Linked DNA regions of Homo sapiens: region 1 is linked to region 2. A link is a contact called in ENCODE Hi-C or POLR2A ChIA-PET data. All regions are on one chromosome and are shown on one strand. Each heading gives the region's core, a stretch centred on a gene start or an enhancer-like site at or near the end of the contact. The rest is flanking DNA. Distances are from core to core; before and after follow the strand shown.

Evidence for each region. Hi-C counts contacts between places; a loop is a spot of excess contacts on that map. ChIA-PET counts read pairs that join two places held with the same protein, here RNA polymerase II (POLR2A). Pooled maps may share reads with other maps.
Region 1: a map of mammary epithelial cell shows a loop between it and region 2 (4-fold over the local background). The contact joins two enhancer-like sites. A Hi-C loop is called at or near these places in 5 of 168 maps with a recorded cell type or tissue (Calu3, MCF 10A, PC-9 and 2 more) and 9 of 50 pooled maps. POLR2A ChIA-PET finds 5 or more read pairs at or near these places in 4 of 52 experiments (A673, Panc1, activated CD4-positive, alpha-beta T cell and 1 more).

The regions. Positions count from the first base shown.
Region 1 is chr6:150,812,184-150,818,604 of GRCh38, forward strand. PLEKHG1 (pleckstrin homology and RhoGEF domain containing G1) reads left to right here. Exons shown (of 17, transcript NM_001029884.3): 12 at 6,000-6,033. Among named protein-coding and RNA genes, the nearest start is that of MTHFD1L, 50 kb to the right of the region's middle. RefSeq lists enhancers at 1,177-1,276, 1,517-1,666. Within about 2 kb of position 1,273, at least 11 of the 41 ENCODE cell types and tissues checked have a DNase peak (open chromatin) inside an H3K27ac peak, as active enhancers do; they include mammary epithelial cell, where a contact is called at or near this core.
Region 2 is chr6:150,667,160-150,674,401 of GRCh38, forward strand. All of the region lies in intron 2 of PLEKHG1 (pleckstrin homology and RhoGEF domain containing G1), which reads left to right. Among named protein-coding and RNA genes, the nearest start is that of PLEKHG1, 71 kb to the left of the region's middle. Within about 2 kb of position 1,397, at least 16 of the 41 ENCODE cell types and tissues checked have a DNase peak (open chromatin) inside an H3K27ac peak, as active enhancers do; they include mammary epithelial cell, where a contact is called at or near this core.

The DNA.
Region 1 (6,421 bases), core at 23-2,522, 140 kb after region 2:
CAGGGTCAGCCACAGGTGGAAATTCAGGTCTTGGAAGCTAAGGATCAGGAGACTCTTGCTAGAGGCAGTAATTGAAGCCCTAAGGTTTAATAAGATGGCCCACAAAAATGTGCAAAGGAAAGATGAACCCTTGGGAATCCCAACATCTAAGTGATCAGCAAGCGGGTGGGGGGATTTGGAGAACAGCCAAAGAAAGATTGAAAGAGTAGCAGAGGAGGCAGGGAGGATGTCTGAGGAGAAGGCACTGCGCTAACAAGGAAAAAGCACATCTCAGAGATGGGGGAGACACAGTCTCAAAGGCTGCCGAGGTCAAGGAGATTTAAACAGAAAAGCAGATTTTATATTTGGCAACTAAGAGAAAAGGGAGAGATCACAGTGGGTTGCAGAAAAAGGGGGATTAAGAAGGAACGGAATGGGTATAGACTTTTTTATATGTAAAGTTCACAAAAGGAAGAAAAAATGATAGTTTGGAGAGAAAGGCAAGAGCAAAGCAAGACTTCTCGTCTGGCTCGAATGCCGAGTCCATGAGCAGATGGCAGGGAAGGAGGAGGAAGGTGGGAGAGGAGACAGTGGCTCACTTCTTGTTGGAACGGGGCCTGGGGAGGTGGGAAGGAAGAGGATGGGACACACAGGAATAGGGGCTCATCTTGGAAAGGGCTGGAAGCATCTCTCTGAACCAAGGGAGAAAAAGATGAAAGACAGAGGAACTTTGAGGTGGACTTGGGGGAAGACAAAGGGTTCGATTTCACTCGTGCAGATAATAAAGTCATCTGCTGAGTGAGTGAAGCAGAGAGCAGGGGTGTCTGAGGGAAAGTGGAAAGGATCAGAAGAACACTTGCTGGCCGGGCGCGGTGGCTCACACCTGTAATCCCAGCACTTTGGGAGGCGGAGGCGGGCAGATCACGAGGTCAGGAGATCAAGACCATCCTGGCTAACACGGTGAAACCCCATCTCTACTAAAAATACAAAAAATTAGCTAGGCGTGGTGGCGGGTGCCTGTAGTCCCAGCTACGCGGGAGGCTGAGGCAGGAGAATGGCGTGAACCCGGGAGGCGGAGCTTGCATTGAGCCGAGATCACGCCACTGCACTACGGCCTGGGCGACAGAGTGAGACTCTGTCTCAAAAAAAAAAAAAAACAAAATGGACCAGTCACTAGAGATGACTAGAATAGCCTGTGAAAGACATCAAAGACCCAACTGAGGCTGGCCCCCATGAATCAGTGTGATGACGTCATTTCAAAATCTGCTCAGCAGCTTGGAAACTACTGGTGAAAACCGTGGTGTGTGTGGGTTCCTCCAGGTTGGGAACCGGCAGAGCTGGTAGGGGAAGGTTCCCAGGGCGGGGGTGGGGAGGGTGCCAGTGAGCACGCAGTTGCAGTAATTGGGCATGACATTAGGCTGAGTGAAGAGGAAAACCAGCTGGCGACAGAGGCGTGGGGTGAGGGACTGCAGTATTGTCATAAAGCCCGGTTCAGCAGGACTTAATGTGAGAGAGAAGGAAATACCCTAATCTGTAATTGAAGAAGGGACTTTTGGAGTCCTGCCTTAGAGGTGGGACGGTTTTGAGTGTGATCAGGTTCTGGAGGTGGCTCTGATTCTGTGCTGCTGCTCTGGAGTGGAGGAAAAGGTCATTAGAAAGTGGTCAAGGAACTAGGGTGGTGGGTGGATTATTCACATGGATGGTGAAACAGTCCAAGTTGGGGCTGGGAGGAGTGAGGTGGAGCAGACAATGGGATGATGATCATGAAAATTGAACTGGGTGGAAAATAAGGGCTGAGATTTCTGAGAAAGGGGACAGTCTGTTTTGTTCTCTGTATATTTTGACAAGCATTTGAAGCTTGTTCTCAGGACTGCCAGCAATGATTTGGTCCTCAGGAAATGAATGTGCATAGGTGTGGACTTGGACCTAAGCATGAGTTTTCATTTCGTCAGGGTGTTATGAGATGAAAGGGAGCTCATGCAGAGAGGGGACTGCATTTTCTTTATGATTAGTCATTTTGTTGCTGGCCTGGTGCCTTAGAATGCCCTTCTGAGCAATGGCAGAGTATCTTTGATGGGCCCCACCCATTGTTTACCTGTCTGCTGGGAAAATCAAAATTGCTAACAAGATTCTGAAAGGCAGTTACAAAATGAGACCCCCTTACATACCTGTCTTTCTCCCACGCTAGGCGTGTGTGCCTCAGGAAGTTCCCTTTAAGTATTCAAATGGTTAATATAGTCAATATAACATCGTACTTTCTCCCCAAGTTGTCGATCCTTTCTATCTAAAAACATCTTTTCAGTTACAACTTATTGAGCATACACACTGTGCTGAGTACTTTATATTCTTATTTCACCCTCACCAAAATATGTTATGAGGTAGTTCTTATTCTTCCCATTCTAGAAAAAATAAAAACAGAGGCTGAGAGACATTAAATAAACTGCCCAAGTTTATATAACTAGTACATGACCAAGCCTGGATTGGTCTATCTGGCTCCAAAGAGCATCCTAACCACATTATTCCCACTGGCAATAAAAACACCTTTTTTTGTTTTGTTTTGTTTTGAAACAGCGTCTCACTCTGTCACCCAGGCTGGAGTGCAGTGGTGCAATCTCCATACAAGAAAAAGCACACTGCCACCTCCACCTTCTGGGTTCAAGTATTCTTGTGCCTCAGCCACCCGAGTAGCTGGGACTACAGGCGCACACCACCACACCTGGCTAATTTTTGTATTTTTAGTAGAGATGAGGTTTCACCATGTTGGCCAGGCTGGTCTCGAACTCCCGGCCTCAAGTGATCCACCTGCCTCAGCCTCTCCCAAAGTGCTAGGATTACAGGCACAAGCCACCACACCCAGCCTCAAACACGCTTGTCTAATATACTTTATTCACTATAATGTAATCATAATTTTCTATTTAAGCAGGATTATCATTAAAGTGAACTTTCCACATCTTTCCTCGAGATTATTTCTTATTTTCCTAAAGTTTTCAAAATGTATTTCTATTATTTCTGTGAAATGAATGCATAGTGGGAAATTTTAAACATCAAGAAATGTATCACCAGTCTAATAATGTCAACACAGCTGTGGGAAACTCATTAGTTACAGCCTCCCAGCTGCCTTCCGTTCTTTTAATTCAATGATGGTCCTTGGCTGACACCTAGTGGAAATCCTGGAAACAGTACTTTAAAAATTAAATGTCCAGACAAAAAAAAATTCTTGAAGTCAGCTTTACAGATACCAGGGAACTTCTTGGAAATAGCCATATTGCCCATTAGTATATGTGGTAAATAAATTTAACTCTTCTCCAAATTAATTGAAAATAAAGGTGAAGGTATTTTGCATTTTATATATTAGTATGTTTCTGTAATTGCACTTCCCAGAGAGAGACTGAGCTAACATTTGTGTTTGCAAGTAATTTCAACTCATAATCTCAAACTCTGAATGTATGAGAGAGATAGCTATCAGGTTACAAAAATTGAAGCATTTGTTTTCTCTAAGGTGACTGTGTTGAGGCTCCCCCAAGCCCCACACTTTTTCACTAAACGTGATCGCCACTTAGCCGAAATATTTGTACTGGGATATCACAGATGGTAGCAAAATAGAGTAAAATTATTTTAAAAGTTATTTTTAGCATAGTGTTTTGTAGGTTAAATTATACTACCCTTAAAAAATGAAAATAACTTTAAAGAGGCAAGAAAGGCTACAATCCCCTAGGACAGTGGTCTTCAACCTTTTGGGCACCAGGGATTGGTTTTGTGGAAGATAATTTTTCCACGGATGGAGGCAGGGGGAGGCTTTTGGGATGATGAAAGCACATTACGTTTATTGTGCACTTTATTTCTATTACTACATGGTAATATATAATGAAATCGTTCTACAGCTCACCATAATGTGGAATCAGTGGGAGCCCTGAGCTTGTTCTAGCCCTGAGCAACTAGACAGTCCCATCTGGGGGTGATGGGAGACAGCGACACCCCAAGTGTGTTGCTTATGTCCAGTCTGCTCTCATCTTATTTTGGTCACTGTCACTGCAGAAAACCCTGCTTCACAAAGATAGGATGTTGGAAATGGAAGCAGGCTTTTGTGCTTTTGTGGCAATCTCAGGATATTCGCCTGGACTTTAATCCAGAATGTAAGGAGGTTTGAAGTTGTCTCAAACATACTTTTTTTTTTTTTTTTTTTTTTTTTTTTTTTGAGATGGAGTCTCATTCTGTTGCCTAGGCTGGAGTGCAGTGGTGCTGCAACCTCTGCCTTCCCAGGTTCAAGCAATTCTCCTGCCTCAGCCTCCTGAGTAGCTGGGATGTCAGGCACACACCACCACGCACAGCTAATTTTTGTATTTTTAGTAGAGACGGTTTCACCGTGTTGGTCAGGCTGGTCTTGAACTCCTGACCTCGTGATCTGCCCGCCTCAGCCTCTCAAAGTGCTGAGATCATAGGCGTGAGATACCACGCCCGGCCTCAAACATACTTTTAAGGCCACCAGATGCAGCTGTACAATTGAAGTACATCAACTCACTTGCCACGATAAAGCCTGCCACCAGATGCAGCTTAATTGCTCCTTGACACTCACTGACAGGGTTTTGATATGAATCTGCAAGCAATTGATTTATTATGGTCTCTGTGCAGTCAAACCTCTCTGCTAACGTTAATCTGCTCCTCAGTGCTAGCATCACTGCCTCAGCTCCACTTCAGATCATCAGGCATTAGATTCTCACAAGGAGTGCTGCAACCTAGATCCCTCGCATGCATAATTCACAGTAGGGTTCACACTCCTATGAGTATCTAATGCTGCCACTGATCTGATAGGAGGCAGAGCTCAGGCTGTAATGCGAGCCATGAGGAGCCACTGTAAATCCAGACGAAGCTTCTCTCGCTTGCCCACCACTCACCTCCTGCTGTGCGGCCCAGTTCCTAACAGGCTACGAACTAGTACTAGTCTGTGGCTCGGGGGTTGGGGACCCCTGCCCTAGGAGAGTGGGTGGAACTCACCAGTTGAGCTGATCATTGAATCCTAATGACCATTCTGAAAGAGAGGCTCCCTGATCCCACTGTCCAGTTGAGCTCGGAGAGCACCCACCTAGTGAAGTGCCTGAGCTGGGATCACAGACATTGTCCTTCAGGGCCGTCTCACTCTGGGAGATTCTGGGGCACACAGAAGAGATGGGAGGTGCAGGGAGTTGGGGAAACAGAGAGACTTAGCTCATGATAATCACAGCATTCTGCAGGAGGAAAGACAACAATGAGAGGAAACTTCCAGCAGCCATTTTGCAATTAACTCAAAATAGTTACAAGGCCATAGTGTCATGGTGAGGGCTGGTGATAAAGATACCAGGCTCCGTGCCTTGAGCTTTTGAGTCAGTAGATCAGGGTTGGGTGGCAAGAATCTGCATTTTTTTTTTTTTTTTTTTTTGAGACGGAGTCTTGCTCTGTCGCCCAGGCTAGAGTGCAGTGGCTCAATCTCGGCTCACTGCAACCTCCGCTTCCTGGGTTCAAGCGATTCTCCTGCCTCAGCCTCCCTGTTAGCTGGGATTACAGGCACCCGCCACCATGCCTGGCTAATCTTTGTATTTTTAGTAGAGACGGGGTTTCACCATATTGGCCAGGCTGGTCTTGAACTCCTGACCTTGTGATTGTGATCTGCCCGCCTCAGCCTCCCAAAGTGCTGGGATTACAGGCGTGAGCTACCGCGCCCAGCCGAGAATCTGCATTTTTAATAAGCTGGCCAATGAGTGCTGATGATCAGCCAGGCTTCGGAACCAGCCTCCCTCCCTCCTCTTTCACAGGATTGGGGGTGCAGTCTTAGCTCCGGTGCCTTGATGGTGTAGCAGCTATTACCCACTTGAGGGCGCTCATCTGCTTGAATTCCCTGCACTGTGTGTAAATGCTTAACATAAATAGCGAGTTTTTAAACGTTTTTAAAAATCTATTTATTCAGGTGGGATAAGATCTGTGTTGAGATTTGGAGTTTAAAGAAAAAAAAAGCAATTGGAATTACAGCTCTACTTTCTCTCTTTCAGGCCAAGCAAGCAATCCTTGAAATGGATGCCATTCGTAAGTTTTATTTCCTTAAAACAATTTGAAATTTCATTGTCTGTTTGTATCTATCACATTTTCTATCTTAAAGTTCATGAAAATGTCGATTGTTAGAAAATAGTATCTCTCTATTCACTGTTTTCACAAATTGGGTAGACAGTATAATCCCTTCTAAGCACATTGACTTGTTTCTACATTGGTTCTCCCAGGTTTATCTGAGTCCCTTGATGGCTGGCCACTGTTGGGGTTTCTGCATCAACTAACAATGTCAGTTATGTCTCCAGGGTCAACTCTACCCCTACCCCTGCCCCAACCTCTACCACCACCAAAAACCAGAGCTTAACAATGCATTTCTCACTTCATCCCTAACAAAATGTTGATTATCTGCAAGAATCGCAATCACTTC
Region 2 (7,242 bases), core at 147-2,646:
AACTGGGCCTGTCTAAACATATATTAGGGTTGGGTCTGCATCACCTTTAGTTAGCTAACTACTAATATTTCAAGTTTTTAGCATCCCTAAAATGTTTGCTCACCAGTCTTTTTAAATATTATATTGCTGCGGACATAATTTTTTTAAAAAGAGTTTCTACATATGATTTTGTGAATACTTAGCCTTTGACTAAGGATTGACTCTGAAAAGGCTGTTTCTATTATCTGTTCAGCCAAGTCTTGTGTTTTCAACATATATGTACTAAACAGCATTATGTTGTCTTAATATGACACTAAAATGGGGTTCAAGGCAGAACATACTTCTGTTTGTTACAATTTAGGATCATAAGGTATCTTGGAAAATAGTAGTCTGAAGTACAGAATCCAAGGACAGCCTCCTGTGGTTTATTACTTTTATTTATAGCAGTCTACTTTTTCCTATTTGCAACAGATTTGGCTAAACAATGTTTTATTAATTCAAGCAGGAATATTTTCCTGCATTGAATTTGCATTAAAATTGCCTAGGAAATAATATTACCCGGTTTTCCTCACACACCCTCTATGCTGCTAGAGAACTTTTAGAAAAGCTGAATTCAGAAGTCTGCAAATAAATGAAACTGTGAAAAGTAGAGGTGACTCTCCTTTAGAACTACAAGGGATAGTGAATCCATCAGCAGTCACAAGTAAAAATACTGTCTTCTTGTGGTAGAGTGCTACTTATTCCTTTAAAAGCTTTTCCAGCCCATCAGCAGGTATTAAAATGTTCAAGGCCTCTTGTCTTTTTGTAAGATGTGTGTATAAAAAAGAATTCAGAGCAGAAGGTTTGAAGATTATCTTGTATACAAGGGCGGCTAAAATACGTGCAATAGGTCTTTCCAGGAATATGAAAGTGAAGATTGATGCCGAAAGTCTCATTGCTGTTTTTCTAAACTGGTTGCTGTTGGCTGTGAAAGCTTTCTTTGAATTAGTGAAGGTTTCATGTGCCCACACATAGCCTGAAGTGAGAAACTCACTGTTGCTTGTGCTTGCCAAAAGCAGACATAAAGCATTGGCTGCCCTACCTGTAACTTCTGCTAAAAACAGAACACAAAATTATCATGGGAGCCTTCAACAGCTAGAACACCATCTAAACAAAGTAAAAAGTGATTGGATTCTTTATGGCTCCCTCAAAGATTTTTCAACTCCCTGTAGTCCAGTTCCAAAAAAAGGAATGATGGTTTTCTTGGAGAGCCAACAGTTCCCTTTGTAAGTTTCTGGAATTTTTGTACATGATATTTTGAGTTCTTCTACAATAAAATTTAATGGTCCATTTGAGAAAGTGTACTCATATTAAATGTAGTGTCTATTATTGGGTAGTCTGAGACAATTCCTGAGTGCTCAACTCTCCTTTGATCTGTCGAAACATAGTGGTTGCCATGGAGTCTTGCTGGCCGATGACCAAGTAGGAGTTCCACATTCCACTCAGCTGGGCGCAGTGTTCCTAATCAGGCCGGACCTGAAACTCTAGCACAAAGGACTTTAAAACCGGAATGCTTTATGTGTAATCACTGAAAATAAGTTGATTATTTGTAGGGCAGAGTATGGTAAAGGTTAAAAATTTCATGTTTCACTTATTTAAATTTTGATTTGTTTCTGGAAAAATATTTTAGTCTTCTGATGATATGAAATGTAAAATTCTCTCTAGTCCCCCTGCTTTGTACAAAGTAATACAAAACAAGATTTGTCTTATTTGACCTTAAATATAAATAAAATGGCAGCTGAATTATTGTGAGCAATGTAGCTCAAGTATCTGGCCGTCATCTTTGCATTTTATTGCAGTGATGACTCCATGCCATTGTTAATCTGGATTTATTTTTAAACAGTTTAACTAGGGCCTTTTTTTGCAGGCTTTTCTTTGTTTCTCCCCTACTTAGTTCTGAGGAAAGCCTAAAATAAGATCCCTGTAAACACTGATGTTCATTTTTTAACTCAAACATTTGCACAGCCCCACTGTGGGTTCAGGAAAGACAAAAGGAGGCTCCTGACTTAGATCTAGCCCTCAAATAGAGAGGGGAGAAAGCCTTGAAGACACATCACTGTAGATAGCTGGGATGTGTTTTTGCTGTACAGAATGAGTAGGAGTGAGGAGAAAAGATGACTTTTGCCTGGATAGATGGGGGGTTGAAGAGGCTTCTGAGATGGTTTTTGATTGCCTACCGAGGTCATTCTCTGACCTAGTTTGATGTCTAACTCCCTTATAATTGCATCAGCTTGAACCCATAAGGCTTCAGTCTGTGGGGAGAATTAACCCTTTAGCTAATGGATAAAATAACGCGACGTTCTTTGGGGTTAAATTTTTGCCTAAATTACTTTTAATACCTTACTCGATGTCAAAGTTACTGGAACTGTGTATTTAGTCCTTTCGGCATCATCCTATGCTGTGTAAAGAATTATTCTTTTTTTTTTTTTTTTTTTGAGATGGGAGTTTTGCTCTTGTTGCCCAGGCTGGAGTGCAGTTGCGCGATCATGCCTCACTGCAACCTCCACCTCCCAGGTTCAAACGTTTCTCCTGCCTCAGCCTCCCGAGTAGCTGGGATTACAGGCGCCTGCCACCACGCCCAGCTAATTTTTTGTATTTTTAGTAGAGACAGGGTTTCACTATGTTGGCCAGACTGGTCTCGAACTCCTGACCTCAGGCGATCCACCCACCTCGGCCTCCCACAGTGCTGGGATTACAGGCGTGAGCCACCATGCCTGGCCAAGAATGATTTCTTAAACTTCAATCAGGTCCTTACCAAAAATGCTCTTCATGTGGACATTGCCATAACCCAGATTTTGATCCTAAAATGTATTTCTAATTTCCTTTTCAAACCATTCCTGGGATAACTAAGGGATTTTTGTGTTTAAAGAAAACAGTGGCTTTATTAATTTTTACCCTTGGTCCTCAATGAGATAATTGTTTATTTTTCTTCATAAGCCCCATGGATTTTGATAGAAGAAAAATATTGATTATACAGTATTTTCACATATGTTTATGTTTTCAAAGTAAATAAACAATGAGGAATCAATTTTCAAAAATCAGTAACATTGTGGGTTTTTTTCTAATAAAAAATCAACTTACACAGGTTTTTCTTTTCATAGCCTTCCACTGACCTTTATTTCATTGACTTTATAAGGAATATGTTCTATTTTGTTCATATTTGTTCATATTTTTAAAGCCATGTATAAGATAAACGTTGCGTTTGTAATAAAGAGTAAACCTAAGAACAAGGCACAGAGATGGAAGGCTAACCCAGAAGGACAACATCGAAGCCCTGAGCAGGGCAGCCACCTACGCTACACAGCCGCAGCATGCGCTACCAGTACCAGTCACAAATCTGAGCATGGGCGCCCCCTGGAGTTGTACCAACATGTCAGTCCTAGAACTAAGGGTAATAAAAAATGCTTTTGCATTCTTGTGCTCATTCAGCAAAACTTTGGAGTTCCCTATTTATCCTGGGAAGAGTGGGGAAACCCTGGGCCACATGAGCATACATAGATAGCTAAAGGGTCTGTTGGTTGTTGACCCCACATAGTCCATTTGGCTGAGGGAAATGACATAATGTTAACGCTTATGTTGCTTCTTTTTCTGTGTTATTTTATTATTGTTGTTGTTGTTATATGAGTAAGTTCTTTAGTGGTACCCATCACCCATGAATATACTGCACCATATTTATAGGCTTTTATCCCTTGCCCCCCCCTCCCATTCTTTCCCCCAAGTCTCCAAAGTCCATTGTATCATTCTTATGCCTTTGCGTCCTCATAGCTGAGTTCCCACATACCAGTGAGAACATACAATGTTTGGTTTTCCATTCCTGGGTTACATCACTTAGAATAATAGTCTCCAATCTCATCCAGGTCACTGCAAATGCTGTTAATTCACTCCTTTTTATGGTTACATAGTATTCCATCATATATATATATATATATATATACACACACACACCAGTTTATTTATCCACTCATTGATTGATGGGAATTTGGGTTGGTTCCGCAGTTGTGAATTGTTCTGCTATAAACATGCCTGTGTAAGTATCTTTTTTGAATAACGACTTCTTTTCCTCTGGGTAAATACCTGGTAGTGGGATTGCAGGATCACATGGTAGATCTACTTTTAGTTCTTTAAGGAATCTCCACAGTATTTTCAATAGTGGCTGTACTAGTTTATATTCCCACCAGCAGTGTAGAAGTGTTCCCTGTTCACTGCATCCACACCATATGTTGCTTCTTTTTCCTCCGTCCTAGAGTATTCCTTAAAAGAGGAAAGGACAGAGCCATTATGGGTAAGAAGGAACCAGTGCCCCAGACTGTTGAGGAATTGGTCAAGTCAGAAATCACTTGCTCACTCTGAGCCAACATTTATGGAAGGACTCCATATGCCGGGCACTGTAGTAAGTGCTGAGGAGACAGTGCTTACATTGGTAGTGACACCTGCAAGAAGCTTAGAGTCTAGTGGAGCTGAAAGATAACAGTTTAAAAAACCCCAAGTATATTATTTTAAATTGTGGTCAGTGCTATGAATGAAGAGACCAGGATGCTCTAAGAGATCACATTCTAGTCACAGGAAAAGACTAGGGAAGACCTACATGAAGTTGGGACATGAATGAAAGAGTGAATGAATGGAAAACCAGTGAGGCTGGAGGCAGTGAGCAGTGGGGATGGGGTTGGAGAGAGAGATGAGGACTAGCTCTTGCACAGCCTTGCAGACCATGTTAAGGAGTTTGGTTTTTATTCTAAATGCAATGGGACTATATTTATAGGTTTTAAGCAGGAGGGTGATGGAATCCAGTTCAGCTTTCTAAAGATTCACTAGCTATTGGGTGAGAATGAATTACAGAAAGTGGGGTGGTAAAGAGATGACAAGTCAGAAGCCTTGTGCTGCAGGCCAGTCAAGAGCTGGTGGTGGTCCCTTGGGCCAAGGGGTCCCTGATAATAGAGAAGTTATTCTCCAGGACACAAAAAAATATGCAGATGTTATCAAAGAACCCCTCTTTGGGTAATGGAAAAAGAAAATGCTAAGTCTTAATCCCAATATTTCCCCCACCTAACTCACCTTTTATCTGCTGTGCAAGTACTCCCTCCTTCTCTCTATATAGTGGAGAAAATTAGAGCCTGATTCCACGGGTGTTCATATGAATAAATTAATGCTATGAGGTGCTTGGAAGTCCAGTGCAAAGTCTAGCAGTTGCTGCTACCTCCTCTGCTTTCCTCGATGTCCCGTTAAGTTCCCAGGGGAAGCCAGACAGCATTTATATTGTTTGATCATGGAGATGAGTGAAAATTGAGATTAAGGATGATTTCACAATTGTCTTAGAAGTGGAATCCTTTGAAAATATTTCATTAGTTGCTCATTCTAAGTATTAGCCTATATTAAATTGATGCTCTATTTCACCAGTAGGAGCATTTAGGTGAAATCAGAGGATAGAAAAAATTAGTGGATAATTAAAGGAATGGAAAAAGAAAAATATAGTTATCTGTTGTTATTTGTAGATGTTTAATTTCATTTCCAACCAGGTCATTTTATAACGACAGGAAGATGAGAGTCCTCATTTTTCAAGTTTGAGTGAGAAGAAAGTGTACCATTTATAGATAAAAAAGATAAGATTAAATAAAGTAACTGCCACCTTCTGATGCTCTCATTTCTCTCAGTATTTCTGCAGGTAGACTGAAAGCATGAGTGTCTACTTTTGAGCAGAATGAAATAAATAATTCAGCATTTTCTACTGCATATCAACTCTCTGCTTATTTCCCCCTTCAAATTGCATATTCTGGCAAGATTTCTCACTTGTAAAAGCATTTAATTACTGTGTTTGGCAGTCATGGTTGGTTGCATTATATAAACAAACACCTACTTCAAACATTGAAACTGATTTTTTTCATAGTCGGCCGGAAAGCAAGACTATTTGATGTTCAGTTTGGATGCCCTATTTCTGATTATATAATTTAGGTCTGGGAATAGAATTTTGGCATGTATCTGCAGTTCTTATGCCATAGAAAATTAACCTTTAGCATCCTCTCTAAAAGGGCAAATCATCATGCATACAAGTTCCAAAAAAAACTTTTAAGGTAAGCTTCCTTCTAATAAAAGATTTTTCTGTCTTCAAGCAAATGCACATCTCTCTAGTACTGCGTTACTTTCAAATATTCTGTGTAATCTGTGACCTCTGCAGAGCCATAGCTAACTCAGCCCCCAAGCCAGACATGGAAGGATCCCCAGGTGTTTAGCTGAAGATCTTGGTAGACAAAGTTCATTTTCTTTGGCCTGTCTATAGGCAATGCTTGCTTTCGAATCCTTAAATATATTCAAGAACACTTCTCAGCTCACCAGATTCTAGAGCATTGTGTACACTTGTAGTCAAGTACAACTCAGGAAAGCCAAAGCCCTTAATGAACTCTTTCTTTTCTCTTCTCCTTCCTTCCTTCCTCTCTCTTCCTGTCTTTCTTTCCTTCCTTCCTTCTTTCCTTCCTTTCTTTCCCTCTTCCCTCCCCTCCCTCTCCTCCTTTTTCAGGGTCTTACTCTGTCACCCAGGCTGGAGTGCAGTGGCACAATCACGACTCACTGCAGCCTCAACCTCCTTGGCTGAGGTGATTCTCCCATCTCAGTCTCCCAAGTAGCTGGGCCTACAGGCGTAAGCCACCATGCCTGGCTAAATTTTTTTGTATTTTTTGTAGAGATGAGCTTTTGCTATGTTGCTGCGGGCTGGTCTCAAACTCCTGGGCTCAAGCATTCCACCCAACTTGGCCTCCCGAAGTGCTGCAATTATGGGCGTGTGCCACCGCGCTCACCCTATGAACTGTTTTTTTCTAAGCTCAGTTTGTAGAAGAGAGCCTGACCTCCCTCTCCACCACACACCACACACACAAAGTGTGTAGACATGAGGAATTTATTTAAGGAAAAAAAGAATCTTTGAATGTGTATCAGCCTATCAGTGTTTATTAATCCCAGCTCCTCCACCTTCTTCTTAGTCTACTCTCTGTTATAGATTCAACCCTGAGGCAGGGCAACAGTTTGAATCATCGGGGAAGGTTAAATTATAGTTTGTATACTGCCTTTACCTATCAAGTTAGGGATATGCATGACCCAGTTTAGGAAAAAAAAAATGAACAAGCGTTGAAAAAGGTTTTTATTGTTAACTCTAAAGTTAACAGAAAGTTCAGTTAAGCAGAACTTTTCATCTCTTAAGGAATTTGGATAACTGCTCTTTTACTCTACTGTTAATGACAA